Linked DNA regions of Mus musculus: all the other regions are linked to region 1. A link is a loop called in an ENCODE intact Hi-C map of the cell type or tissue named here. Cell type or tissue: left cerebral cortex. All regions are shown on one strand. Region 1 holds the start of 1700047G03Rik (RIKEN cDNA 1700047G03 gene). Region 2 has its middle 23 kb from the start of Gm34501. Region 3 has its middle 3.7 kb from the start of Gm5144. Region 4 has its middle 110 kb from the start of Gm41271. Region 5 holds the start of Rxfp3 (relaxin family peptide receptor 3). Region 6 has its middle 7.5 kb from the start of Tars. Region 7 has its middle 97 kb from the start of Tars.

Region 1 (4,000 bases):
AGACAGCTAACCTGACACATGAAAAGAAGAGCTCTCGCCTGCACTGAGAGTACTTTCCCAGGAACAGTTATAAACATGACCAGATTGACAGTGCATCTTGCTGAACATGACTCCTTGTGGTCTATAATCCACTGCTCAGCTGAAAGAGCTCATAAAGAGGAAACTAAAACGACTTCAAATCTATTATTTAGGATGCATAATCCCAGCACTTGGGAGGCAGAGGCAGGCGGATTTCTGAGTTTGAGGCCAGCCTGGTCTACAGACTGAGTTCCAGGACAGCCAGGACTACACAGAGAAATCCTGTCTTGAAAAACCAAAAAAAAAAAAAAAAAGATGCTTGGGCCAATGTTGTGTACCGTCAGTTCATAGCTTGTGGGAGGGGGGGTTTCCTAAGTAATTAAATAGGATGGGAGAGTGATCTGGCTGTAGCATCTGTCACTCTGTTGATTGCCAGAGTCGCTTTGACTTATCTGGCTGGCTAGGCTGGTATCCCTTCCAAAGCCATTCTGTTGGCTGGACCTTCCCCAGTAGAGGGGGGCCAAGGGTATTCAAGTAGCTTTCATCTCTTGATAGACCCTCCAAATAAACTCTCAAAACACAAAGTAATTAAATAAGATCATTTTGTTTATGGGACCAGAGACATGGCTCAGCACTTGCCAAGACCTGCATTGTGGAAGAAGGGAACCATCATAAGTTGTCCTCTGACCTCCACATGCTCGCTGCGACATGGGCAGGCATGCTTGTGTACTCTCTGTATCTCTGTATCTCTATCTCTCTCTTTCCCCCTCATTCATGTGCACATGTGTGTGTGCACATTAAACAAATACAATAAAAAAAAAATTTTGAAGTCGGGCTGGTGAGCTGGCTCTGGATAAGAGCACTGACTGCTCTTCCAAAGGTCCTGAGCTCAGATCACAGCAACCACATGGTGGCTCACAACCATCCATAATGAGATCTGACGCCCTCTTCAGGTGTGCCTGAAGCTACAGTGTACTTATATATAATAAATAAATAAATCTTTGGGCTAGAGTGAGCATGGCCAGAATAAGCAGAGGTCCTGAATTCAATTCCCAGCAACCACAAGATGGCTCACAACCATCTGTACAGCTACAGTATACTCATATATACATAAAATAAATAGATTAAAAATATTTTTTTTTAAAAAAAGAGTATGGATATCAACCCATGACATTACTTCTGTGGAGAAAAGTGTTCACATTGGGTGCCTTAAAAAATAATAATAAGTCAAAAAAGTCTCTGACTCACCGAGCAGGGGTGGCACACACCTTTGATCCCAGCACCAGAGGCAAGCAGATCTTTAGCTCCAGCCCAGCCTGATCTACAGAGCTAGTTCTAGGACAGCCAGGGCTCCACAGAGAAACCCTATCTCAAAAGAAAAAAGAAAAGTCAAAATAATAAGCAACCATTTTATCATGTTTAGAAGGTAAGGATTAGGCTTATTTTAGAGCCTAAAAGCAATGCTGAATTATTAAAACAGGACTTATGAAACTATGAATAAAATAAGCAGGTGGTACCCCATTGTTTGTCTAGTTTGTTCTTGGTTTTGCTTTCCATTTAGTTTGGTTTGGTTTTTCCACGAGTGATGAAAAAATTTTATCCAAGGTCTGACCGTGGCTTTGCTGCCACCTTCTGGCAAAAAAGTGAACACCTTAGGCTATTTGATGACACCGAGTTTCTATAATTTTGTTTAAATTGTGCATTTATTTCAGTTCATCTACTACCACTAAAAATGAAATTTGTTAAAAAGGTAGAGGGAGCACCGAGGGAAAAAAGGTCTTCTTCCAACACATAAGAAAATTCCATTTCTAAACTGTTTTTAATACTGAGTGCCCAGCAGTGGCAGGAAAAGAAAAATGGTGGCCACAAATATAAGCAGAAAATTTGGACGAGAAGGTTAAGGAAAGCCCGTGTGTTGGTTTGAATGAGAATGTCCCCCGCAGGCTCTGTCATTCTGCCCCAGTTGGTGTCGCTGTTCATGATGTGTAAATGTAGTGTCGCTGAAGGAGGCATGTAACTGAGGTGGGGGGTATTGGCAGCTGGGGGTATTGATGAGTGGGAGGGGCATTGGTGGGAGGGTAGGCTTCAAGAGTAAAGAGTTTCCCCTGCTTCCGATCTAACCCCTATGCTTCCTGCTTTAACCGCTATGGAATGGGCTGTTAGGAAGCCACCTTGGAACAAGATCGCCGAGGCAAAGAGTTTGAGGAATGTATCTCATCTCTCATCCCTTCTTCTCTGCCTGCTTCCTGGCTGCCAAGAGGTGATGCTCTGCCCCTCCACTTCCTCCTACCACGATGCCTTGCCCCGGGGCTCAGAGGCAGTGGAGCCAGCCAGCCGTGGACTGAAACCTTTCCTCCCTTTAAGTTCGTGTCTCAGCTATTTAGTCACAGGGATAGGAAGCTGACCAGCACATGGTGTCCTGCTTGCTAGGGAGGAACGTGTTCCCTGAGGTCCTCTAGGGCGGCGTTTCTCAACCTTCCTGACAACGCTGCCACCCTTCAAAACAGCTCCTCCTCTTGGGGTGACACCAACCATAAAGGTATTTTCATGGCTACTTCATAACCGTGAATGCCTGTGTTTTCCTATGTTCTCAGGTGACCCCTCAAACCCCAAAGGGGCCACGACCCACAAGTTGAGAACCGTTGCTCTAGAGCACTGGACCAATTTAGGTAAATGGACAAGAAAGCCTTAGTGGTTTGAATGAGATGTGTCCCATAGCGTAGAGTAGTTAAACACTTGGTCCCAGGTTGGTGGTGCAGCAAGAGAGGCTTAGGAAGGGGTGTGCACATGCTGAAGGAGGTACGTCACTGGGGGCGGGCTTTGAGAGTTTAAAGAATTAAGCCACGCCAAGTTTCCTCTCTTTCCTTTTTGCTTCAGGTTCCCTCGGCTTTCTGTCCATTCCTAATTGTGACTGTTGCTTGCCGTCATGCCTCTCTCCTCCAGCATGGACTCTAACCCTCTAGAAACTGTAAGTCCAAATAAACTTCCTTCTACACATTGCCTCGGCCATGGTATTTCATCACAGCAGCAGGAAAGCCACAGATAGAATAGGGACACGGTATGAGATCATCTTATTCGCAATTCTCTATATCACAGGGTGACTAGTACTGTAATGAAATACCATGACCAAAGCAACTTGGGGAGGAAAGGGTTTATTCCACTTACACAGCACCGTTCATCACTAAAGGCATGCAAGACAGGAACACAACCAGAGCAGGATCCTGGAGGCAGGAGCTGATGCAGACGCCATGGAGGGAGGCTGCTTACTGGTTTGCTTCCCATGGCTTGCTCAGCCAGCTTTCTTATAGAACCCAGAACACCAGCCCAGGGATGGCACCACCCACAACGGTCTAGGCCCTCCCCAAGAAACCACTAAGAAAATGCCATACAGCTGGGTGTTACAGAAGCATTTTCTCAATTGAGTTCCCTCCTTTCAGATGACTCTATCTTGTGTCAAGTTGACATGAAACTAACCAAGACACACTATAAAAATGATATTGTGTGGGACAGGCATGGTGACACCTTTAATCCTAGCACTCAGGAGTCAGAGGCAGGTGGATCTCTGTAATTCCAAGGCTAGACAAGGAAACATATCTCGTATACACACACACACACACACACACACACACACACACACACACTGACATCTTGCAGAATAAATGGCCAGTTCTTTATAAAGGTCACATGAAGGGGGCTAGAGAAACTACTCAGTGATTTAGAGCACAGGCTGTCTTGCAGACAACTGGGGTTCAGTCCCCAGCACCCACATGATGGCTCACGACCAACTATAACTCCAGTTCTAAGAGAGTTAATACACTTTCTTGGGGGGGGGGGGCTTCTTGGGCATCAAGAACACACACCAAACAAGCAAACATCCTTTTTTTTTTTTTTTTTTTTTTTTTGATTAAAAAAAGGGTGTGCATGGAGTTAGCCACAACAGTGAAGTAAGGTGAACTATGAGTCCATTCACCTGACCAGGAAC
Region 2 (4,000 bases), 210 kb before region 1:
TACACTATTCAAACAGAAACCAAACGAGGGGCTTTACCTTTCATCCTGGGTGTTTCGATACTACTTGAAACGTGTTTCAGCAAACACGTTGCCCTTTTTGGTGTTATCGAAAATCAATTTCCATGGTTTAAGAGTAGAATATTAAGTTCTCAGTCCTGAGGGGGTAAGTTTGCCAAAAGTGAAATCAGTTCTTTGTCAAGGAGGTGTTGAAGAAATCTGGGTAGGAGGAGGAGAAAGAAGGAAAGCTGAAGAGGAACAGAAAGAAGGAAGGAAGAGAAATAAAGGAGGGAGGGAAGAGGGAGAGGGAAGAAGAAGGAAAGAAGGAGGGAGGGAGGGAGGGAGGGAGGAAGGAAGGAAGGAAGGAAGGAAGGAAGGAAGGAAGGAAGGAAGGAAGGAAGGAAGGAAGGAAGGAAGGAGAGATTCCCCAGGACTCTGCCATCTCATTTCCATGATCAGGAACAAGTTTACAAAGGTGGATGTTGTCAGATTGTGGGGTATTATTTAGTTAAAGCTTCAGTTTAATACTTCAATTCTAGAATTTATAGGTTCTGTTCAAACAGTATTTGCTGGCCAAACACTGTGCATGCAACCTTAGGTGGTATAAAGAGTTCAAAGAGGAATTAGAACTTGTGTACTCAACTCTAACTTTTGAGAGGCGCTATTAAATGGAACACTTGGCTTCTGGTTGTATTACAATTCCTCTAGACGGAAACTAGCTAAGTTCCTATTCAAAACCTCCAGCCTGACAAGTGAATCCTTAACCCAACCTGGGAGTTTTTAAAAATCAGAACAAAATTAAACCGCTCAAAATACATAGGGAGTACAAGAGTCAGGGATACTAATGCTAGAGATGAATCAGCGCTGTTTATGAAGGACTGGGTCAGAGGACCAAACTCATTGCTCTCTCTCAGGTTCTCAATCATCCTTAGAAGTCCATCAGTCATAACTGTCTATATGTAAACAACACTCAGAAGTCAGTGTATCACAGAACACGGATGCAGACAGTAGATTAAAAAAAAGCACTTAGAACAGATAGAGGTATCAGCACACACACACGCTCACACTCACATAGAGACACACACACAAACAGTCATACTCACACAGGCATTCACACACACACACACACACACAGAGAGAGAGAGAGAGAGAGAGAGAGAGAGAGAGAGAGAGAGAGAGAGAGAGAGAGAAGCACACTGCTCCAGCATCCCGCCTCTCTACCTATGGCTTATGTGTAATCTTCAGAGTACCATTGGTATCCATGGAAGCCTGGAGTGAATTACTAAAAACAAATGTTTGACAACATCATTGACATAAAAATAAAAAATAAAAAAAACCTAGCCTTAATTTAGAACTGATCCCACCTTCTTTCTGTAATTCTGGGTCTGACACCTGGTCAGCGATGGTTAATGATTTGAATAACTGTCTGTAGAAGGTGGTGGTCTTTGGATCTGTCTAGGAGGAAATCTCTACAGAAGCCAAGAAGACAGGTATAAGAATGCTTTTGTCTCAGACTAATTACTCTAAGCCAGTGGTTCTCAACCCTCTTAATGCTATGACCTTTTAATAGAGTTCCTCATGTTATAGTGACCCCCAACAATAAAACTATTTTTGTTGCTATTTCATAACTACAATTTTGCTACCGTTATGAATCATAGTATAAATACCTGATAGGCAGAATATCTGATATTCAAGTTTGTGAAAGGGTCATTTGACCACCCAACCAAGAGGTCTTGATGCACAGGTTAAGAACCACTTGTCTAAGGGCCATTTGTTAACAGTTGCCCTGAGCCCTGACTTAGTCTGTGGGGTCACATTACGCAGACAAAACCTGTGCATCGCCACATAGCTCACTTGTCTTAAGTCAGATAGGATGATGTACTGTTTTGTTTTGTTTTGTTTCTCATAGAGAAAGAAAATTGTCACTAGCCCCTTGACTTCAGGACAAAAGATTTCATATTGCTTGATTCTTACAGTTCAAACAGCATGAAGCCAGATTTCGCCAATAAGCTTTTCCTGTGTGTTCAGGAGAAAACACAAACCCACATGAAGACAAAACCCACTGGATGAGTCCTTCAGAGTGTTCCCCAATTCTCAGCTCCCTCACGCCCCAGCTTAGCATGCCCCCCACCATGTTCTGGACTTATTCCTAAACAGAAAAACAGAAACTAGAAGTTAGGGTTGCATGAACACGTGTGCAGGAAATAAAAGAACATATGGAGAAAAATAGACAAAGACATCATGACTAGAGATGACACAGAGAGGCAAGGCGACAAACCAGACAAGATGGCTTGATCCCCACCTCAGACACTGAGCATCTGGGATATGCATTGCCTCTTTCTCCCTGCATCCAGGTGGTGGCACTGGTGTTCTTTCTGCCTTACCCTGTGGGCAGTATTCAGCTCCCTAAAACAGCAGGACCACGTAAGGAAAAGATGAGGGATACTTGACTGCCTGGAACTGGTTTTGTTGAAACAATCCTTCTGAAAATGTCATTCTTTTGTGGGCATGTTACTTTAATGAAGACCTAGTTAAGTCTAAGAAGAAAGAAGAGAGATTTGTGCAAAAATGGGAAGTCATGTGTAGAGGAGATGCTCAGATATTGGGCAGAGCTTTTACAGTATTTTACAGTGGTCTTAAAGATGACTGAGCCAGACAATTAATATCCAAAACTATATAGATCATAGCTACCATCACATAGAGCCCTACAGTTCTCGAGAACTTGTACAGCCTGGAAGCTTTTGACAGTTTACCCATGTTGTTATTCTAACAAGTGCTACATTTTGAGCATGCAAAGAGAGAGGCCTGCTGACTGGTACAAGCTCATGCGGCCAAGCTGGTGATAAAGGACCTTCTCTCCTGATGAGTGAGCAAAGACATCCAGTGATAAAAACACAGCTGTATGGGTGTGTGAAATTCCCACAGTTCTTTTTTCATTGGGTTACGCTGAGGAATTCTCTAACCATGTTGCAAGTAATTTTGGAGTACATGATTTGCAAATAAACAGTTGCCCATGTGTTGACAACCCTCAAGACTCAAGCCTAGTAATGAGTATAAGATACAAATAGAGTAACGTATGCAGTCCAGAGGTCCTAGAAAAGTTACTGAATCCTTTCTTCTCTTTTAATGTTCCTCAACAAAGCTGAATCTTACCATGGATCCTGTGGTGGTACATATAAAACATGAGTGATGGCTTGCCTTCTTGTCCCCCATTAGCCTTGATCACAAAGTGACTGAGAATCAAGGCCACCTTTCTTCTTACACCCCTAGTGTCCTCTTCTGTAAAACACAATAATTCAATTGTATTAGTCTTTAAACCTCATCCATCCTATTTAGATTCATAGTTCTGATGAAAATATCTTTGTATGCAAATGTTCCTCTGCCTGAAATTACTTCTGGCTAGAGTCGAACTCATGAGCTCTTCATCCTGAGACTAAAATGTCCACGAGAATACACCAGGGCTGGGGATATGGCTCAGAGGTGAGTGCCTGTTACACAAACATAAGAACCTGAAATCAGAGCACCAGCACTCACATAAAACCTCATGTGTGTGCCCGTCATGTTATCATTAGAAGGTGGAGACAGAGGGGTTCCTGGAGCTGATGACCAGTCAAATCTTCAAGCTCCACGTTCAGTAAAGAGCCTCTATCTCAAAAAATAAGGTGGAGAACCATTTTGGGAGACACAAACATTTCTCTCTGGCCTCTCTATATACATTCAGTACACAACAAACAGACACACACACACACACACACACACACACTAATGAACTCACACACACATATACACTGGAACACATACACACCACCATCACCATTCACAGACACACATAGAAACATGTACACATGCAAAAACCACATAGACACACACATATATACTCACAACAAGATTTTTTTTAAAGCACTCCTGTAGACTAGAGATGGCTGTCATATTTGACCCCTCTGTGCCTTTTTCCAACGTATTCCCAGGTCACTATAACACACTGCTGTAATGTACAAACATA
Region 3 (4,000 bases), 57 kb before region 1:
TGGATTTCAACTGGTTGCCAGGAGACGTGAAGGACGGAGCCGGTTTCCTATTACTACCCGGTATGCCCTGTGTCTGGGGAACACCAGCCAACAGCGGTATGATTCTGCAGTGTACCATGTGGGCTCACTGGAAGAGTCTGGGATTTCAGGGGCACCGGGTATGGAGTGCCTCTCGCATCTCTGGCGCTGCCCAGCCTCGCTCTTGGGTCAACAGCAGGGCAGTGCACTTACGTTATGGCTAGCACCCTGGCCTCCCTGTGGCCTTTGGGTAGAAGCACTCAGCTTCCAGCCTGTTGTTAAAGAGCACAGACAACAGGAAATGGTGGATCAGTCCAGAAACAGAGGGGAGGGGAACACAGGGTTGCTGTCCGCGTGCATGTTCAACACATCCTTGCAGATTCCAACTGAACAGATGCTGAGATTTTTTTTAAAAGGTCTTCCAGTGCCAACAGTGCAAGATTATTAACAGTAACAAGTCTATTGTGCTCTTGGGAGGTTTGTGTTTACTTATTCTGGGTGTTAGGAGGATCTGTTTACTTTCCATCAGAGTTCTTTGGGCAACCAGCTAAAACTACCATGTATAACTATCACATAGTTCTGCCATCTTAGTCCAGAAAAAAATGAACTGTGACCCAAAGAATGTACAAGTTACATTTATTTTTTTAAAGATTTATTTATTAAGTTATTTATTATAAGTTCACTGTAGCTGACTTCAGACACACCAGAAGAGGGTGTCAGATATCATTATGGATGGCTGTGAGCCACCATGGGATTTGAACTCAGAGCCTTTGGAAGAACAGTCAGTGCCCTTACCCACTGAGCCATCTCACCAGCCCCTACAAGTTGCATTTAAACAGCTCTTTGTCTCCTGAGGATATTTACTGTTGGAAAAGGTCACCTACAATACTATGTAAAATAGGGTTGGTAACCAAGCAGATTGTCACTGTCAATCATATTCTGTGTATCACATTTTTAACTGGGCCTGGTGACACAAACTACTCAGGAGGATATCAAAGGCTGCCTGGGCTGCAGAATAACACAAGGCCAGCCTGGGTGATTTAATTTTACAAGGTCCCATCACCAATAAAAGGTAAAAAAGAAAGCTGGAGATGGGAGTTACTTGGCTAAGATAAATTCAATGCAATGTAACACACACACACACACAAACACTGGCACGCACCATCTTATAATATCTTAGCAATATGTTTTTAGGCTTTCCAGAACAGTAAAACTGAACACCACTTGATAAAGATAACTTTTGTAACATTTTTTATCATAAATGTTAGTAAAATAGGAAAGAAAAGGGATAAGTAGAAACAGTCTTGCGTTCAGGTTTTACATACTGTTCCTTTCAACTCCAAACAAAAAAACAAAAACCTAATCACTGAAATTGGGGAAGGGCCATGTTTTTCACATTCAGAATTCAGTTATCAACTTCGATTGTCAAAGAAAACAAAGGAATAAAATTAGCTAGCTGAAAGCCTAAACATATTAATGTTAAATGCGATATTACAGAAACTCATAGACGTTTTAAAAGATTTAGAAATGTTTTCATCAATATCCAAGAACTATTTTGTTTCTAGTTCTGTCAGTGAGTTTTGTGTCCAGGTATTTTTTTTGGCCACAGCCCCACAGTATGGAGAAGTTATGTGTCATTTCAAAGAATGATTCTTTGAAATGTACTTTTAAAATGTCTGGGGCATTTTTCTCCACAATCCCCCTGCCTCAGAACCCTGGCCTGAAACTCGTGAAGTGAGGGTCCTTGCAGATTTTCCAAGGTCCTTCCATCTTGTCCAGCCAATCCCGAGGTCACACTGAAGACTACCACAGTGAAGCCTTAATGCACAAGAAAATCCCTTCTGCACGACAGAATTGTTGAAAACACACTTCCCCCTAGAGGCAGAAAAGATGAAAGGCCCTGACACATATCCAAAAACCCTTTCTGAAGTTCAATGAGTACTGAGACTTCCATTTCTAAACATACAGTTAATGTTTTAGAGAACGCTATTGAAGAAACGAGAGAAAAATCAGTAGACACCAAAAAATTAGATTAGAATTTGCCTCTAGGTCTCCGCTCTCCTTGGGAGGACTCTATTAATTGGCCCCACTTCTTCTATTATACAAATCTGTGATTTTTTTAGCCAATATTACAAATAATAGTAAGTATGTATTTTTATTTAAATGTGTGACTCAATTTAATTAGAAGCTATAGTTACATGTAGCCTTCAAGGGCTTCTCTTGAAAGCACAGAGCTTTTCATCTACTACAATAGTGTTTTCGATTCTCTGAAGATGTTCTGAGGCATGTGACATTAGAAAGATTTCTGAAAGCCATATTGCCCATCTAAGACTTGGCCTGAGTACAGACATAAGAAATGCATATAATATAGTGTTGTTAGTTTATAGACAACATGTCTAATGGAGTAAAAAGAACTCTGCGGGCCAGGGAGATGGCTCAGCACACATATAAAGGTACCTGCAATCAAGCCCGGTGGCCTGAGTTCAATCCCTTCAGATGCATATGGCAGAAGGAAGGAGTGAACTGTCCTAAGCCTCCCCGTGACCTCCACACATATTACACACACACATGTATTCACACACACACACACACACACACACATGTATTCACACACTTTGTAAATTTTAAAAAGTTGAAAACTATATGTGCTTTAAATTCACATATAGCAATACTGATTATATTTGGGTTTTTTTTTTTCTTCTCTTTTTCTTTTAGCTGTATCCTTTCTTTGGAAAAGAATCTGAGAAAGTGCATAAATATATACAATGGAATTTTAGGCACATGGATAACTCCTCTATTAGGTTTTGCTGTCTGAGGATCTCCTTCTCCTTTGGCCTTTAGACTTGGCCCTAGTCCTCAGAGATGCTCGCTCTTCCGTCTGAGTACCACAGCACTCCTCGAGTCTGCGATCACACTAAGCTGTATTGCTACCTACCTTTCTTTTTTAATTTGGGTGTAAGTTAGGTTTTATCCTCCAGAGTAGTTAGCATGCACTTAGAAATTTCACAAGCAGACATGTAAGTTGTCATCCAATAGATTAAACCTTCGGTTTTCTTATTTGCTTGCTTGCTTGCTTGCTTGCTTGTTTGTTTGTTTGTTTTGTTTGCTTGTTTCTTGAGACAGTATCTTATGTAGCCCAGGCTAGGCTTGAATTCCTGATTCTCCTGCTTCTGCTTACTAAGATCTGAGATCATATATGTAACCACTACACATAGCAATTTTCTAGCTCTTAAATCTAGATTTTAATCTAATGTATAAATGAGATTGGGGGAAAGTAGAAGCTAACGTCTTGATGTCCGCTTGAAAATTATTTAATGGTCATTATTGTCATGGGTTTGATTTAATGCCTAGTTTTTAAAGTTCTACAGACCATAGATTTTGAGTTAGTGATTTGCAAAGAAGGAAGAAATCAGTTCAAAACTCCAAAATACTTAGCCCTTGTGCAACTTGTTTAAAATAACCTACTGCTACAAATAACCTAATTTATAATGGATGGAACTGTTTGGCAATATCACTTTGATATTGGTCCCAGATTTCCACCAGATATTTTCTGTTAAGCTTGACAAGAGCTTTGATCAATAGGAGTCCTTCTACAGAAGTTCATTTGCCCGTCCACCATGCAGCTGATACAGCACTCCTCAGAAATACAGACCAAAAACTAGAGAAAGCAGGAACTGTTGGAGAAGTAATGAACAGGGGAGAAAAGGGTACCAGACCGTGGTGCTGAGGATGAGAAAGAGTGCAGGAAGCAGATTGAACAAGATGCAAACAATTTAGATGCTTAAAAGGTGTCTGTTTTATTGAATAAGAACATCTAGCTTGGTGCCCTAAATACCAGTTGTCATGGGGAAAAGCTCACATAAACCCACTCCTAGATTAAAAATTTATAGGCAGTTAATGGCCTCTAAGAGAAGAAGGCTTAGTCTTCTCCAGGGATAAGACCCCCAATAGGTAACCCAATCCCAAGATGCCAGGCCTAAAC
Region 4 (4,000 bases), 380 kb before region 1:
AAGATGGGATGGGGGTTTCTGGAGGGGAAATGGAGAAAGGTGGTAAGATCTGAAATGTAAATAAATAAAATATCCAATAACAACAACAACAACAAATTGTCAGAACGCATCCATGATGCCATTTGAACTTTGGCTGGGAGATTTGCAGGAAGGTTCACAAGAGCAGAGATTTAATGAGCACTGGATATTTTCAAAAAGAGGGGACAGTTCTGTGTTTTAGCAAATAGAGGGAGGAAGTGTGAGGTGACTCATTTCAAAGGAGAAGCAGGCAAGAGGAGCCAGGAGAGATCTTTGGTTGGCATTTTGTGAGTGACCTAGACTTTGTAAAAATGGTTTCTTCTCTCTTTGTGTGGTCTGAGTAACCTCATCTGATGTCCATATCATACGAGGTTGTTTATGTCAGAGAGTGGAATAACATGGACTAGGTATGCTCAAATGGCCAAGATTTTCATTTATAGCACAGCCCAGCTAAACATGTCTCTCCCCGTCATTATTGTCCTCCCCTTTTTCCCTCCCTCCTTCTCCTCCTACTTTTTAAAGAACTAATATATATTCTAATATATATATATATTCTACATGGTTTGGAAGAATTATTTCTTCCATCTAAAATGGGTATATCGTTATATGTGTTTTCAATTTAACGGTTTTAATTCATCCACAAGCAAGTGTTGAATGGTTACAACCATTGAAAGATAATTTTCATCATAAATGAAAACTTAGATAACTAAATGACCTATTCATTTGATCTGGAACCTTGTCAATGAGAGCTCAGCCGGTGAGGGATAAGTTATAATTTAAAAAATAAAAATAAAAACTTGCCTACACCAGAAGGTATATTCTATATGTCACAAACTGAGCTCTATAACCCCTTGGATCTTTTATACACTGGCCCTTTGAGGTAATGGGCCACACAGTTTAATGCTTTTCACAGAAAAGGCATTGTAATTATGGAAAAGAAAGCAAATCAGCTAATTTAAAGTAAAGGGTTATTTTTTTTTAAGGCCACAGTAGACAATCTCAAAAACATGTATTACAAATTTCAAGTAACACTGAAACAAAATGAGTGTTTTGTTCCCGGCTTTCATGGAATTGGAGCATCAATTATTTCTGTTTCTTACTCAGCGTCTTTCCTGCTTTCTTCTTGCAGTCAGCTTCCTCCAGCCCCCATTTTACTCAGGACTGTCGAGCTGGATGATCGTGCTGCACACTGTGATACCAGCTCCAGCAGAAACTGACATTGCGATTTCACAGGACACTTTATCTTAAGACCATATAAATATCTAGCTCAGTGACTCAGCCTTGAGCCAGTTCAAATTAGGGGGGTAAATGAACTTGCTTAGATTAGTTCAGCCTGTGAAATGTTCCCTTCAGAGCAAATGTCCGCCCCGTCTAATTTAATTGTTCTGCTTCTTGTGTGTTCCTAGGCAAAGGCTAGAACTGAATTCACAACAAACCCTAATTCCAGATTCAAAGAAGTACTTCAATACAGCCCATATTAGAGTAAAAGCTGTGAAAATATAGTTCACAGGGAAGAAAATACGAATGGGTTCCAAGCACTAAAGGGGAGACTGGGGAGATCCCCAGTCCGCAGAGTGCTTACCAGGGACATGCAATGCCTGGCCCTGATACAAGCAAGTCGCTTAAGAAAAATGCTCAACGAATTCAGAGACATCTAGGAATGTGATGATATCAAGAGGTTTGACGATAGACATCAGTGAAGCTATGAGCAGATAGCACAGTGTAGACATAACTGGGAAGCATGCTTCAGTAGAGTCTTTGTGTCAGTCCACTTGACAATATGTGTAAAAATGGAATTCTCATCAAGAGAAACTAAATTAAGGCAGACTTACAGGATGAAAAGTATGTAAAAAATAGTAAGAAGATGCTTCGTGTCCTGAATATAATAAAAATGTACAAAGTTGATTCCTAAGCGAAAAATTACTCATTTTCCTCAGCCCCTCCTCATTAAGCCCAGCCTTTGCCACATTGACAGAAGAGGGCGCTATTTAACTAAAAATTTTGCCAGCCACCAATGTCTAAATGAGATGGGTTATGGCAAACTGAATGTATCATGTAAAAGTTACTATAAAATTACAAAACCAGAATCAAAATACTTCACCAGATAGAAATTTCTTCCTAGAAAGCATCACAAAACAGAAGAAAAGGAAGACACAACACCCCCCCCCCATCTGATTTCGAATTCCTGAACAAGCCTTTGCAAATGTGAACCGTCAGAAACAACATAGACAGGAAGCAGTAACTCGCAGAAGAAATTGACTAAACTCAGAAAAAAGAGACAAGGAACACACGAAAGTATCAGGACAGGATGAGCAGACTGCCAAATACCCGAGAGTCGACAAGCTCAAGTGATTAATATTATGGGATATTAAACCAGGAAAACAAAAGATTACAAAAGGGAAAAATACTGTGCCCCAAGAAACAGAAAGAAAATGGCTGAAATGGAAGATAAGCAATAAAGAAAAACAAATCCTATACTAGACTCCAAGGACATAGCTTCTATTTAAACCATGAAGAAAACAGCAGAGATAGCCAAACATCTGAATCTACATTTATAAAAGTTAGTGCACCTGGTAAAATGGACCAGCAACAGTCAGGTTAGAGACATAGCCAAGAAGAACCATAGAATCCAAAGTTGAGAAGGCAATTTTCTCGGAAATATCCTACGATTTACAAGGAAGCTTAAAAATATAGACTGGCATAAAAAACAGCTATGTAAATATTAGGAAAAAATTATAAACCATAGATTTTTATACCAGATCTTAATACCATGGAAAAATAATCTATGGACTTTGTTTACATAAATATAGGGCCTAAAAAATCTTATCAATGGGACTGGTGACAAACATTTCATGTATTTTATTACATACATAAGACTAAAGCAAATTTGAGCACAAGGATAGAAAAACAGAAAGGTGTTCATGTTCTGACAACATAGAGATGATGTAAGATGAGACAATAAATGAGATGCGAACTTGGAAAGAGTGATCATATTCACAGCCATGCCTTGTATCTAAGAGTTAATGGGTATGAGGCACCGGGGTGCCTGGGACAAGCCCAGCATTTGGGGGGATTTGACGCTACTTTGAGCTAAGAAGGACTTACTTCCAGATTATTCTTAGCACTTTTGTTTCTCAACACTTCGTCTCTTGCTGAGAATAAAAGGTTAAGTGCTCAACCCTAAATTTTACATCTTCAGAGTCTCCCAGCCTCTACTGAAAGAATTCAAGAGCTGGAGAGGAGGAGAACTGCAAAATGCTGTCCTGTAGACCTGACATGGCTGTTGTGCTCATTAACTCAACAGCAACTGCTTAAAATAATCAGTCAAGATTCCTGGATAGATGAGGAAGGGTTTGCCAGGCCCTACCCCTAACTGAGGAGCTACTGCAGTGTGGTAGCTGCCGGGGTGGGGGTGGGGGATGGATCATTCCTTTTGAGGGTCTGGCCCCTTGATAGGTTGTTGATGCTTAATCAGACATCGTGAGCCTACAGATATACGAGCAACACTAATTGTACTTAGTGGCTAACACACACACATACTCACACTCACATACATACACATACAGAGAGAGAGAGAGAGAGAGAGAGAGAGAGAGAGAGAGATGGAGAAAGAGGAGAAGAAGAAGGAGGAGAAGGAGAAGAGGAGGAAGAGGAAGAGGAAATGAAGTTGGGAAGGGGCTGGATGTGTTGGGGCTGTGTGAAGATCTACAGTGTAGAAATGGAGGGTGGAAATGATCAAGATATAGCATATATGAGTATGAAAGTTTCAAAAAATTGTAAAAACTACTCAGGAAAATGTCTGGTCCCAGAGTGGGTGCAGGTTCCAGCTGAGATTAGAACAGTGTGTGTGTGTGTGTGTGTGTGTGTGTGTGTGTGTGTGTGTGTGTGTGTGTGGTGTATGTTAGGTATGTTAGGTAGAATGAAGGGATCAAGTAGTGATTGAGAGGGAACTAAAACCTCAAGAAGTTCCATGAAAAGCTCT
Region 5 (4,000 bases), 930 kb before region 1:
CATGGACACGATCTTACACATGGCCTTGCCGAAGGGCCACTTGAAGTCTAGTGCGTTCTCCACAGCCCAAAAGGGCAGAGTGAGCACGAACTGAAAGTCAGTCAGTGCCAGGTTAGTGACAAAGAGGTTGATGGAGGATTTGCGCCAGCCTTGCTTGCTCTTCATCAGGTAGAGAACCAGCAGGTTGCCGGCCAGTCCCAGGGCACAAACCACCCAGTAAACCGCGCTGATGAGGATCCGTACCCTGGCCTCAGTGTCTGTGCTCTCTGCCCCGCCGCCACCCGGAGGATGCCCAGGCGCCGCACCGTCTGGCAACTCTAGCCCCAGCTCCCACCACAGATCCTGAAGCTGCAGCGACGCATTGCCGCTGGCGTTGGCCACTTCCAGCAAGTCTGGGGTCAGAGCGAAGAATTCTGAGAGCTCATCACCCGCAGCTGCTTTCCTCACGGTGGCCGCGGGGGTTGCAGAAGCCACCTGCATGCTCAGGTGCGCCTTAGTCACGTTCTGCAAGCCGACTACCGAGAGTCAGCGCTTGCTCCGGGTGTGGTACCCAGGCGGGCGCGCAAAGCAGGTGCCTGAGCTTTCTATGTAGACGCTCAAAAGGGCTCCTGGAAACTGGATGCTGAGCCGCGTTGGCGCCCAGAACCGCCTTGGGCGCAGGGGTTGGCTGCACTCAGCATCAGTTCTTGGTGGGTTTAGAAGAGAGGATAGTTCTAGGCAAGTGGCTGGGGATCAAGGTTCCTCCTGGTGAGAACTGAGTCTCCAGCTACCTACTCTAAGACTGAGTCATACCCCTCTGCTTTCCTGCTGTCACTTAGATGCAGTCCCCTACTCAGGAGCACGGCTCTCCCAGTACCTTTGTTGGCTTCTGAGGTTGCCCGGAGGAGTTTCTCTCCTTCTAGAGGAAAACAGATCGTGGACATCTGTGTCTCGCTCTGACTGCCTGAAGGCTGATTCACGCCATCACTTCCTGGAGCTCCGTTGGTGTTTTCTGTGTGTCCGATATTGTCAACCCCCAGTGAGTTGCCAGCGTTTGATGAGTTACATTGGCACCCACCTCTGCTGAGAGCCCCGAAGAGCTTGCATAATCTCCGTGCGAGAAGATGGGGGTGCTTTCCGAAGTGCTGAACCCCGCGCGCCACGCAGGGAGAGGCAGAGTCTACTGGCAACTAACTCCCCTTTGTTCCAAGTTGCAGAAGGAGTGGTCTTAGTCTTTTATTTTCTCGGTGTCTGGAGTGAGTCTGAGTCTGCTTTCTTCCTTTCTTATTTTTATTAGGACGAGGTTTTTTTTTCTCCTTTCTCCCCACCTTAACACAATAGTTTGTTTCTCCCACTTACACAATAGTAACACCCTTTGTTCTTTAAATCAAATAACCAATCTTTTCCTAGTACTCAAACTGAAGCCCCATCTCCCCTCTAATTAGCTGAACACTTACCTGGTGTCAGATTGGCAGAATTCTAAGGGTTGATGTTTGCCTGGAATTGAGTATATTTTAAGAACTGAAGCTACAGGGGGCCGTGGGGAGGGGGAGACGTGTTACGTCTCAACTTTGCAGTTTATTTAGATGCCAGGTTAGTTGCTCTTAGAAGGACTTAAGGAAGCTGAAGTGTTTTCTTGACAGAAGAACTAACCTGAAAAACAAGTATGCTAAGCATGCAGTAATTGCCCTCACTTCTGGGATAATACTTGACTTTACTAACAGTAATTGGGGATATACGGACAGATGGAGCGAAAGAGATAAAGACTTGTAATCAGTCAAAGGAACAATAAAAGAGAAAAGAGGTCCTCGGCAACCTTAAACAGTCTTAATTCCAAAGTGGACTTTAAAAGGGCACTTCGCTGCAGACGCTGCATTTCTCGATTTTACCAATAGAGGTCGCAAGAGCTTCAGTAAAAAAAAAAATCAACTGGCCTTCGATCAGTTTTAATATGTTGAAGTTCTCTGCCCTGGTAATTCTGTGCTTCTGTGGACCCCTCCTTGCATCCTGGCTTTATAGCCTCGCCTTCAAGCGCACGTTCTCACTTTAAAAAAGCGTTTTCTTCCTCTGCCAATTTCTTTCTTTTTTATTGTATTTCAAGGGCTACTGAAAACCAAGGAAACCTGTGGTGATACGGAAAGTCCTATGCAGTAAAGGTCTTAGTCTGCTCACTCATCTAACAAATACTTACTTAGCCTCGCTTTGTTAGGTGTTATTCCATGACTAGAAGACTTTATGGTAAGTACAATCTGTAGAGTTCACACTCAGATGGGTGATACAAATAGTTAAGAGTTGTGTGATTGTAATATAAGTAGAAAAACAAAGCAAAATGAATCATAAACCATGTCTAATGAAGTTTGAACTTCCTGAGACTGTCAGGAGGCAGACACTGAGACAGACACTGAGCATAGGGGCTGCTGATATTATTAAGAAGAGAGTCCTATTGACTTCTGGCCACTAAAGAAATGAAGCCAAGGGGATTAGATAGAGCTCAGAAATACTGACGAGTGCTCTGCTCTTTGGAGGTCTGTGGTATAGGCTGAGAGATTCACTTAGCTAACTGCCAAAGCAAAAGAATGAAGTCATGAGTTTGGCCCTCTGGGGTCTTTGGTGTGTGTCTCTCATCTGAGAAGTCATTTTAGTCTAAAGTATAATTTCCAGGTTTTGGAAACATTGACATTCTGACTCAGGTGACCATCACTCTTGACCTGTCTCCACTAGATATTAGTAACGGTTTTCTCTCCTGCCGTGTATTCCAAAATGTCTCTGTAAATGGCAAGGTGTTGCCTGTAGCAAACACTCCCCTTTCTTGTATTTTTAAGAATCTATGATCTAAAGGCAGTGTCAGGGGAGCGGTGCACTGGAGGATGTGGGAAATCCTTTGTGGTCTCATTCCCATTTCTAGGAAAATAATCCAAAAGGCATTGCCTTTAGGCAGGAGTTAAAAGTATGTGTACAGAAGTGGCATAGTATACTGTCTTAGGCTAGGTGCACGCCCCTCTCATCATTGATGCAGTGCATCTTCCCAACTACAGAGCCTTGACCCTCCTCGATGCTCCTCAGTTAAACTACAGTGGAGCTGATGATACTGCTAAGAGCATTATGTCTGATTGTTGCTCAAAGGGGGAGATTTTCCTAGGGAGTCAGAAGCTAAGACTCCTGGCCTCCATCTGTAGTGAGGTAAGTTGATCTCCTGGTTCTGAATTCTGCCTCCATCATGTGCTGAGGGATGTTTCAGGTCACCCAGGGGCTGTAACCGTAGCTATGGGATACCCTGCTGCTAGTGTTACACAGGCATCTTAGAGTGAGGAGGGTCCCAAAGGCCAGTAAGTGTTTGTATCTTTACAGCCTGATTCTTACACACCTCCCAGTGATGCTCCAGATGACACTCCTCAAACGGGCACTCCAAGTCTTAGAGGTTGTGCAGAGGTCTAAGGCTCTCAGGCTTAGGAATGAGTAAGCTTGGGGCTGACCCTGAGCCGTCAGATAACAAGTCCATTCCACAGTCACGTGATCTGTCTAGCCTCACGAGCCCTGTGTAAGGAAGTAACTGGCACTCCAGAATAGCCTGAGATAGTTGCTGGCCATGCAACATCAAAATTACTGGGGTGGGGGGGAGCTTGTTCGAATTCATTTTCCAGACTTTTTTCACATCCCACACCATCTTCAGAGATTCTGGTTCTCAAAAGGGTTGAAAAGGAGCCTGGAGATCTACAATTAGAACATTCTGCCAGGAGACTCTAATTTTTTTTTCTAAGTTTGAGCCTCTGTACTAATTTCCATGTAAACTCTAAACCTCTAGGTAAATAATTTTGAATTCTTGGGAACAATGGCCTCCAGTGATACTTCACTATACACGTGACTTGAGTAACGATACAGGGGCCATGGAGAAGATTGGCTGCTTTCTCCTACAGTTCAAATCCTTGTTGATCTGAAGGGGCACTGCTGCAGAGGTGCTGGGAGCACTAGCTCTCTCAGGATTCAGCCTGAACCCTCAGGAATGGCTGCTCGTCAGTGGCCC
Region 6 (4,000 bases), 560 kb before region 1:
GTGACCTCATGGTACAAGTCTCAGTACAAAAGCCAGTAGACTAAAAAATCCAAGAAGAACTTCCCTTTCAATTCAATGCTCAAGGTGAAAAAAGGCAGGTGTCCTGCCTCTCTTACTCAGCCAGAAATCTCCTCTCACTCAGTGTTTTTCCCACTAGGGGTCTTCCTTTGATTGCATGAAACTCAGCTATACTAGGTGTGATGGTTTGTATATTCTTGGTCGAGGGAGTGGCACCATTTGGAGGTGTGGCCTTGTTGGAATAGGTGTGACCTGGTTTGAGTAGGTGTGTCACTGTGGGTATGGGCTTAAGACTCTTACCCCAGTTGCCTGGAAGTCAGTCTTCCACTAGCAGCCTTTGGATGAAGACGTAGAACTCTCAGCTCTGCCTGTGCCATGACTGCCTGGATACCTTGATAATAATGGACTGAACCTCTGAACCTGTAAGCCAGCCCCAATTAAATGTTGTTTTTATAAGACTTGCCTTGGTCATGGTGTCTGTTCACAGCAGTAAAACCCTGACTAAGGCACTAGGGGAGGCAATTTCCTATTTTCTACCTGCCCGATCTCATCTGGAAGCAAGCAGTCCCTGAAAAATTGGTTAACAAAATGTCTGGGAGCTTGTGGACCACTTGAAAGACTCTAGCAGAGCGAAGCATTGCAGACATGGCACCAATCCTTTTCCTCCTTGCCAAACTGTTAAAGCTAGCTACCAAGGTCTAGCCCCTTATTTGGTCATTGGTTCATTCTTAAGACTGGTCATCAAGGTCCAACTATCAAAACATCAAGGTTCAGCACTCAAAATCTATTATTTTGACTCCCCTAATTAAAATACCCAGTCAGAACTTGCCAACATGTCCTAGATCATTCTTACAAATACCTCCACCCTTTCCCTCTTAAAATTAACAATTAACAAAACTATTTGTTACTGTTTCTGGGTGTTATTGCTGTGAAGAGACACAATGACCACAGCAGTTTTCATAAAGGGAAACATTTAGTTGGGGCTGGCTTCCAGTTCAGAGGGTTAGGCCAATCTCATCACGGCAGCATGCAGACAGACACAGTGCTGGAGAAGGAGGTGAGAGCTCTACATCTTGACCCACAGGCAGCAGAAGTGAAGAAAGACTGGGATACACTGGCTAGACTTGTGCTTCTTAGACCTCAAAACCCACCCCCACAGTGACAAACTTCCTCTAGCAAGGCCACACTGCTGTTTTTTATAAAAAAGATTAGAACCCAGGCATGTTTTGGTTTGGTGTGGGGGTACCTCTTCAGGCCCATGCGGATGCATCCCTTCCCCTTGAGGTATAGTATAGAATAGAGTTGATTTAGGGCATGGGGAAGGAAGTTGAGGTAGAGATCAAGAAGGCAGAGCGACAGAGAAAGGTGGGGGGAGAGGGAGAGAGAGAGGGAGAGAGAGAGAGAAAGAGAGAGAGAGAGAAGAAGAAGAAGAAGAAGAAGAAGAAGAAGAAGAAGAAGAAGAAGAAGAAGAAGAAAGAGGAGGAGGAGGAAGCAGCAGCAGCAGTTTGAGCACGGGAAGAGAGAGGGGGACGGGAATGGGGAGAGAAAGGGAAGAAGGTAAAAGAGCAAGAGCAAGAGAAGAGAAAAGAGAGAGGAGGGAGCAAGCAGCTCCTTTTATAGTGAGCTGTTGCCAGGTAACTGAGGGGTGGAGCCTAGACGAAATACACGTGAATTAGCTTCACATCCCAATCTACTCCACTCCCATTCCACCCCCACTACTGACTTCGGACTACCTTTAATTACGTCCTTGAGAACTAATTTTGGCAAAGTTGACTCGAACTTCAGTGGAGGCTTGGTGTTTGTTCTAGAATGCACGTAGTTGGCGGAATTCATAAATGGGAGGCAAATTGAACGGTCAAGTGACGCCCTCTGCTGGTGAAATGTACCCTGAGCCCAACAGCCCCAGTGGTTCTACATTTCTGCTATCTTCTGGCTAAACTGATGCCTAGGCAAAGAGTTTTAAGACACACAAAAATACAGCTCATAAAATGTGAGTAGCAAGGCCTTACTTGACATAAAAAAGGGGTTTCTAAATAGATTATGTTAAGGTAGATGTTTAGGCTTTTTTCCTTGTCATTAACTAAAATGATCATTTTACTGACACGATTTCCTTTCTATTGCTGTGCTACCTTTATATAGTTACAATTGAAGGAGTTGGCACGCTTTTCTTCCTAAAAGGGATAAAATGCATATTTTAGAGTTCTAGGACAACACAGACGATTTATTATAAATACTCAACTGATGAAATGCACAAGCAGCTACAAACATGTAAATAAAAGGAAAGTAGCCATGTTTTATTTAGAGACTCAGAAGGGCACGCAGTAACTTTGTGTCTCCTTTGTCAAATCTGGTTGCTAATGGGGCTTAGGAAGACGGTCGCCACCTAGTGGTTACATGTCTTCCACGGCTGCTGTCATTTTAGTAAATCAGACTTGGGGAAGCTGTGAACCATTGCCCAGGGGAAGCAACTCTGCAGCAGATAGCTCTGTAAGTCACGTCACCTGATTCTATCTCGTATTGTAAATATCACTTAATCAAAACTTCCTTGCCTTTATCCTTGAAAGTTCAGTGTAGCCGTGGCTTTAAATGAACAAACATTTATAAATACTTTGTCCAAGGCTTCTCTGTAATTTGTACTTAAGGGAGTTACAGTACACTTGAAGAAATAAAGTACTGTAATATGAAAGGCAGCAATGTATGTTCAGTTACTGAACCAGGAATTATATTTTATAAGCAATTGAGGAAGTCAAAGATAACTCAGGTATTATATTTGTGTTTATATATGTTGTTTGCGCGTGCATGCGTGCGTGCGTGCGTGCGTGCGTGTGTGTGTGTGTGTGTGTATCTTTTATGAGGAATAAAAAAGTCATAAACATCAATTATACCTGATTTGGAGTCATTAAGCCAAGTAACTTCAAGGTGGATGTCGATGCCACTCAAGTCCAGTTTTCCTGAGCACAAAACGAGAAGGCGAGCAGGCGAGCTGGTTGCTTTGCTGTTTGCTTTGCTTTATGTTGTTTTGTCTTTAGTCAAATGGATGGAACTAGAATCATCTGGGAACCTTCGCTGAGAATCTGCCTCAATCAGATTGGCCCATAAATTGGGGGATACTTTCTTGGTGGATTGATGTGGGAGTACTCAGGTCACCACCCAGGCAGGCAGTCCTGGGCTGTGTACAAAGGCAGGCTAAGCAAGCTATGGAGAGTACTCTGCCATGACTCCCACTTCTGCTTGAGTTTCTGCCTGAGTTTCCTCAGTAATGGACTACGATTGTATGCCAAATAAAACCCTTTCTCCTGTAAACTGTTTATAATCCCAGAAATAGGAAAAAAAGCAACTACAGAAGTTTAGACTAGATCCCCCAGATCCGTGTTATTTACAGTCCTAAGTGTTTGCCTACAGTAGCAGTAACTGTGGAGTGGATTACAGGGATGGGAAATAGTCAGACCGCTAGTTAATGGAGCGGTCACTAGATGGCACACTTGTCACAGGTTATTTTGCTATTCAGCCAGTCCTAAATGTCAAAATACCTGACTAGTTGAATAAGAACTTAATTTTTCTCAGTGATATGAATTCAATGATAGAACATGTGCTATTTAGCTTAGGCAAATCAAACGGCTTTAGGTTCTCAGAGCTTGTTAGTCTCAACACTTTGTACTTTGTACAAGACGTTGGCTTGTATTTTGTTGGATGTGTTCTCTTTAAAGGAAGGAAGGCTGCTTAGAAATGATTTGCTCTGTGTGGAACTTATCAAATTTGATAATGTTACTCTTTTCCCCTCTGTAAACTGGGAAGGGATTGTTCGATATATCTGTGATTTAAGGCACTATCTGTCTGTGCATAGTGACAGGCACTTGGAATCCCAGCATCCCAGCATCTAAAGGCTTAGGTAGGCCACTTCGAAACCAGTTTGGGATGCATGACAAAATCCTGTCTCAAAGGAGCAAAAGCATCATTCAGATGAATAAAAACAAACAAAAGA
Region 7 (4,000 bases), 470 kb before region 1:
AGCAAATTGTATCTTGTATCTTTGGTATTCTAAGTTTTTGGGCTAATAGCCACTTATCAGTGAGTACATATCATGTGAGTTCCTTTGTGATTGGGTTACCTCACTCAGGATGATGCCCTCCAGGTCCATCCAAAATGGAACCTTATAAAATTGCAAAGCTTCTGTAAGGCAAAAGACACTGTCAATAAGACAAAAAGGCCACCAACAGATTGGGAAAGGATCTTTACCAATCCTAAATCAGATAGGGGACTAATATCCAATATATATAAAGAACTCAAGAAGGTGGACTCCAGAAAAATCAACTAACCCCATTAAAAAATGGGGCTCAGAGCTAAACAAAGAATTCTAAACTGAGGAATACCAAATGGCTGAGAAGCACCTGAAAAAATGTTCAGCATCCTTAATCATCAGGGAAATGCAAATCAAAGCAACCCCGAGATTCCACTTCACACCAGTCAGAATGGCTAAGATAAAAAATTCAGGTGACAGCAGATGCTGGCGAGGATGTGGAGAAAGAGGAACACTCCTTCATTGTTGGTGGGACTGCAAGCTTGTACAATTACTCTGGAAGTCAGTCTGGTGGTTCCTCAGAAAATTGGACATAGTACTACTGGAGGATTCTGCAATACCTCTCTTGGGCATATATCCAGATGATGTTCCAACTGGTAAGAAGGACACATGCTCCACTATGTTCATAGCAGCCTTATTTATAATAGCCAGAAGCTGGAAAGAACCCAGATACCCTCAACAGAGGAATGGATACAAAAAATGTGGTACATTTACACAATGGAGTACTACTCAGCTATTATAAAGCATATTTATATTGTGGATTTTTTGTGGGGTATGGCAGTGGAATTGAACGTTGTTCTCATGTGTACTAGGAAGGCACTTGACATTGGTCTCTATCCTAACCCTGTTTTCTTTGACAGGGTATTACTAACTTGAAGTTGGCTTTGAACTTATTCTCTATTGCATGCAGGCTAAATCGTGTAATCTTCTGCTTTCACCATCTACAGTGGCTGAGATTAGAGACAGACTCTACCACACCTGTCTTATTATGGATTTGCTTGGCTATTAAAGCAACCAAGTTAAAGGCATACATGTATCTACCAGAGAAGATAACTAGATTACAGCAATAACACTGGAAAAAAAACAGAGTGAAATGGTGAATTTCACACACATAAAAATCAATATTATCAGTGTGTATGCTTAATGTAGCTACATAAGCATTAAAAGTGTGAGGACTCCATACACCAACTTAGTAACTCTAATTTACCAAGGTAATGGAAATATATAGAAAGTACAAACTCAGTGTTTCTTTAAGTAGCTCTTCATGGTAGATTTCTCACAATAAGCCAGTGGTTACTTGATGGTTACCTCACTGCATTGCTTCTGCACTATTCTCTTTTCTTATCTGTATGAAGACACAAGAAAGAATGCTTAAGTATTTCATTGCCTACATAAAATGATAACATTGTCATTTTTATAGGAGTTTATGATAATACATAATGCCTCATCTTCGCGGCAGCTAGATGGCACCCCTGTCTTTTAACATTTCTGTTTCAGTGATTCAACTTTAACTGCAGAAACTGCTGAATGTGTTCTGCCTCTTTCCTTGCATAGAAGGATTTGCCACAATGTGTGATGGCTATGGAGTAGAAGAAACAGCTTATTCAGAGAAGTCCTTTGCATGAGGATCCAGGTTCACCTCCCCAGCACCCACATAAACAACAAGTGGATGGTCAGTATACACCTATTATCCCAGTGATGGTGTGGCAGAGACAAGTGTGAGGATGCTTGGAGCTTGCTGGCTGTCTAGTCAAACCTAATCAGTGAGCATAGTTTCTTAGTTCTTGGTGATTAAACGTAGTAAATTAGACATAAAGACCCATAATGTAATAAGGGCAGAAGAAGAGGGGAGTGAGACACAGAGAACTCAAGATAGGGTGCCTAGGTGCACAGAAGCCCATAATACACCCAAAAGGCTATAGAGGTGAGAGCAGGTCTGTGCTGACGCAGGGATGCATGCAGGTGGGGACCCACGACAGACAGTGGAGTTCATAAGGAGCTGAGATCACATATCATCATGTGATAGATACCTCACAGCATCTTGTGAGCAACAAGTGTCTGGTCAGAGCCTATTAATAAGAAAGCAGTTCTGTGGATCCTCCTCTTCTCAAACTGGAAGGGTCACCCAAGTAGACCATTGTGAGGTGACTTTGCCTTGTAGATACACCGTTAATCTCCAAATGTAGTTGAAGCATCTTTTCTCCTTGTGGTAGTTGGCATATTGGGCACTACTGATGATTTAATTACAATACAACGTCATGTTACTTAATTTGTCACCCTTAAAAAGAACTAGTATGTAGACAGAGTTCTGATTTTAACTTGGGGTTTATTGAGTAGCTAGGCTGAACTCTCAATGACATAAAGAAATGTTAGTTGAACTCACTCTTGAGAGATGGGTTTAGGTATTGGTCTTTTTGTTATATTTTATGTTACTTGATTTATGGGGTCAAAGTACAAAAATATACTGGTTTATTGTTCATGTTCTCAGGAGAATAAGTGACCTTATTTCAAAAATAGAAAAATTCTACTATGTAAAATATATCTATTTTCCCTAAAATATCTGTAGGCAAAGTGGTATTGCTACATACTCTCATACACAAAAGTGAGGTGCAGATAAAGTTTCTCTTCATTCTGCGCCAACCCTGCTGTTTTGGATGGTCTTAGTAGAGTGGAAATTAGTAGCAGAGACACTTAGACTGTTGCAAGACAGACAAGGAGGGGATAGCGGGTAATTTGGGAAAGAAGGAGAGGTGTCAATGAAGGAAGATCCTTGTCTAAAGACTCTCTGCTTACGTAATTGACTAGAGGCTCACTAGACCTTGAAGTCCATCTCAAAACCAATTATTTTGGCATCTCATCTCTGGCTTCATCCTCATGCCCATCTATCCCCTTGAACTTGTTCATTTTAGAATCTCTTCTTTGTCTTAGAAGTAGCGTGTAGCATCAGTCATGGTCTCCCAGATTTCCATACCTAAAAAGCTGTCAGAACAATCCTTGGAAAACATTCCTACTACCTCTTCCCTGCTTATAGTCGTTCTGATGTCCTTGGAGTAAAAGCCTAATTCCAAACCACAGTCTGCAAAGGCCAGCTGGGTTGGCTGGGTTGGGCCATGACTGACATCACTCTCACAGTTCTTTCCCTCTGCCTAGCTCCTCTCTTCATTATTCAGATCTGGTGAGTATGTTGGGGCATGGATCTTTGAACTTGTATTGCCTTTCTCTCTGTAGAACTTCTTATGTTATTCACCCATGTCACTCTAGAAACATGGTATTTTTTTTTTAGATATTTTCTTTATTTACATTTCAAATGTTATCCCCTTTTTTAGTTTCCCTTCCAAAAATCTCCTATCCCCTCCCCCTCTCCCAACCCACCCACTCCTGCTTCCTGGTCCTGGCATTCCCCTATACTGGGGCATAGAGCCTTCACAGGACCAAGGGCCTCTCCTCCCATTGATGACTGACTAGGCCAACCTCTGCTACATATATAGCTAGAGCCACAAGTTCCACCATTTGTTTTCTTTGATTGGTGGTATAGTTCCAAGGAGCTCTGGGGGTACTGGTTAATTCATATTGATATTCCTCCTATGGGGCTTCAGAGCCCTTCAGCTCCCTGGGTACTTTCTCTGGCTCCTTCATTAGGGACCTTGTGCTCCATCCAATGGATGACTGAGCTTCCACTTCTGTATTTGCCAGGCACAGGCATAGCCGCACAGGAGACAGCTTTGTCAATGTCCTGTCAGCAAAATCTTTCTGGCATATGCAATAGTGTCTGGGCTTGGTGGTTGTATATGGGATGAATCCCCAGGTGGGGCAGTCTCTGGATAGTCCATCCTTTCATCTCAGCTCCGAACTTTGTCTCTGTAACTCCTTCCAAGGGTATTTTGTTCCCCATTCTAAGAAGGAATGAAGTATCCACACTTTGGTCTTCCTT

What was found. Hi-C counts contacts between places; a loop is a spot of excess contacts. Peaks named below come from ENCODE experiments on the same cell type or tissue, not always from the same donor. Only the 100,000 strongest peaks of a DNase experiment are listed, where the experiment ranks them.
Region 2: it touches region 1 in a loop (11-fold over the local background); 27 of 42 quality-filtered maps call a loop at or near these places.
Region 3: a loop joins it to region 1, with 2.4 times the contacts of the local background. A loop is called at or near these places in 7 of 42 quality-filtered maps.
Region 4: it touches region 1 in a loop (8-fold over the local background); 39 of 42 quality-filtered maps call a loop at or near these places.
Region 5: it touches region 1 in a loop (3-fold over the local background); 5 of 42 quality-filtered maps call a loop at or near these places.
Region 6: a loop joins it to region 1, with 9 times the contacts of the local background. A loop is called at or near these places in 41 of 42 quality-filtered maps.
Region 7: a loop joins it to region 1, with 4 times the contacts of the local background. A loop is called at or near these places in 8 of 42 quality-filtered maps.

What each region holds. Positions count from the first base shown.
Region 1 is chr15:11,964,919-11,968,918 of GRCm38, forward strand. 1700047G03Rik (RIKEN cDNA 1700047G03 gene) reads left to right here and starts at 2,144. Exons shown (of 3, transcript NR_040447.1): 1 at 2,144-2,278; 2 at 2,896-2,986. In left cerebral cortex, a CTCF peak has its summit at 1,657 (motif pointing left); a DNase peak (open chromatin) is centred at 1,650.
Region 2 is chr15:11,751,064-11,755,063 of GRCm38, forward strand. No RefSeq gene overlaps it. Among named protein-coding and RNA genes, the nearest start is that of Gm34501, 23 kb to the left of the region's middle. In left cerebral cortex, a CTCF peak has its summit at 2,352; a DNase peak (open chromatin) is centred at 2,367.
Region 3 is chr15:11,908,196-11,912,195 of GRCm38, forward strand. No RefSeq gene overlaps it. Among named protein-coding and RNA genes, the nearest start is that of Gm5144, 3.7 kb to the left of the region's middle. In left cerebral cortex, a CTCF peak has its summit at 1,901 (motif pointing left); a DNase peak (open chromatin) is centred at 1,885.
Region 4 is chr15:11,588,731-11,592,730 of GRCm38, forward strand. No RefSeq gene overlaps it. Among named protein-coding and RNA genes, the nearest start is that of Gm41271, 110 kb to the right of the region's middle. In left cerebral cortex, a CTCF peak has its summit at 1,979 (motif pointing right); DNase peaks (open chromatin) are centred at 221 and 1,997.
Region 5 is chr15:11,036,805-11,040,804 of GRCm38, forward strand. It overlaps Rxfp3 (relaxin family peptide receptor 3), which reads right to left and starts at 1,164. Exons shown (of 1, transcript NM_178717.3): 1 at 1-1,164. The coding sequence starts at 480. In left cerebral cortex, a CTCF peak has its summit at 1,850; DNase peaks (open chromatin) are centred at 611, 961 and 1,871; H3K4me3 peaks cover 1,023 bases.
Region 6 is chr15:11,405,158-11,409,157 of GRCm38, forward strand. No RefSeq gene overlaps it. Among named protein-coding and RNA genes, the nearest start is that of Tars, 7.5 kb to the left of the region's middle. In left cerebral cortex, CTCF peaks have their summits at 1,849 (motif pointing left), 2,416 (motif pointing left) and 3,483 (motif pointing right); DNase peaks (open chromatin) are centred at 2,408 and 3,476.
Region 7 is chr15:11,495,106-11,499,105 of GRCm38, forward strand. No RefSeq gene overlaps it. Among named protein-coding and RNA genes, the nearest start is that of Tars, 97 kb to the left of the region's middle. In left cerebral cortex, a CTCF peak has its summit at 1,526; a DNase peak (open chromatin) is centred at 1,563.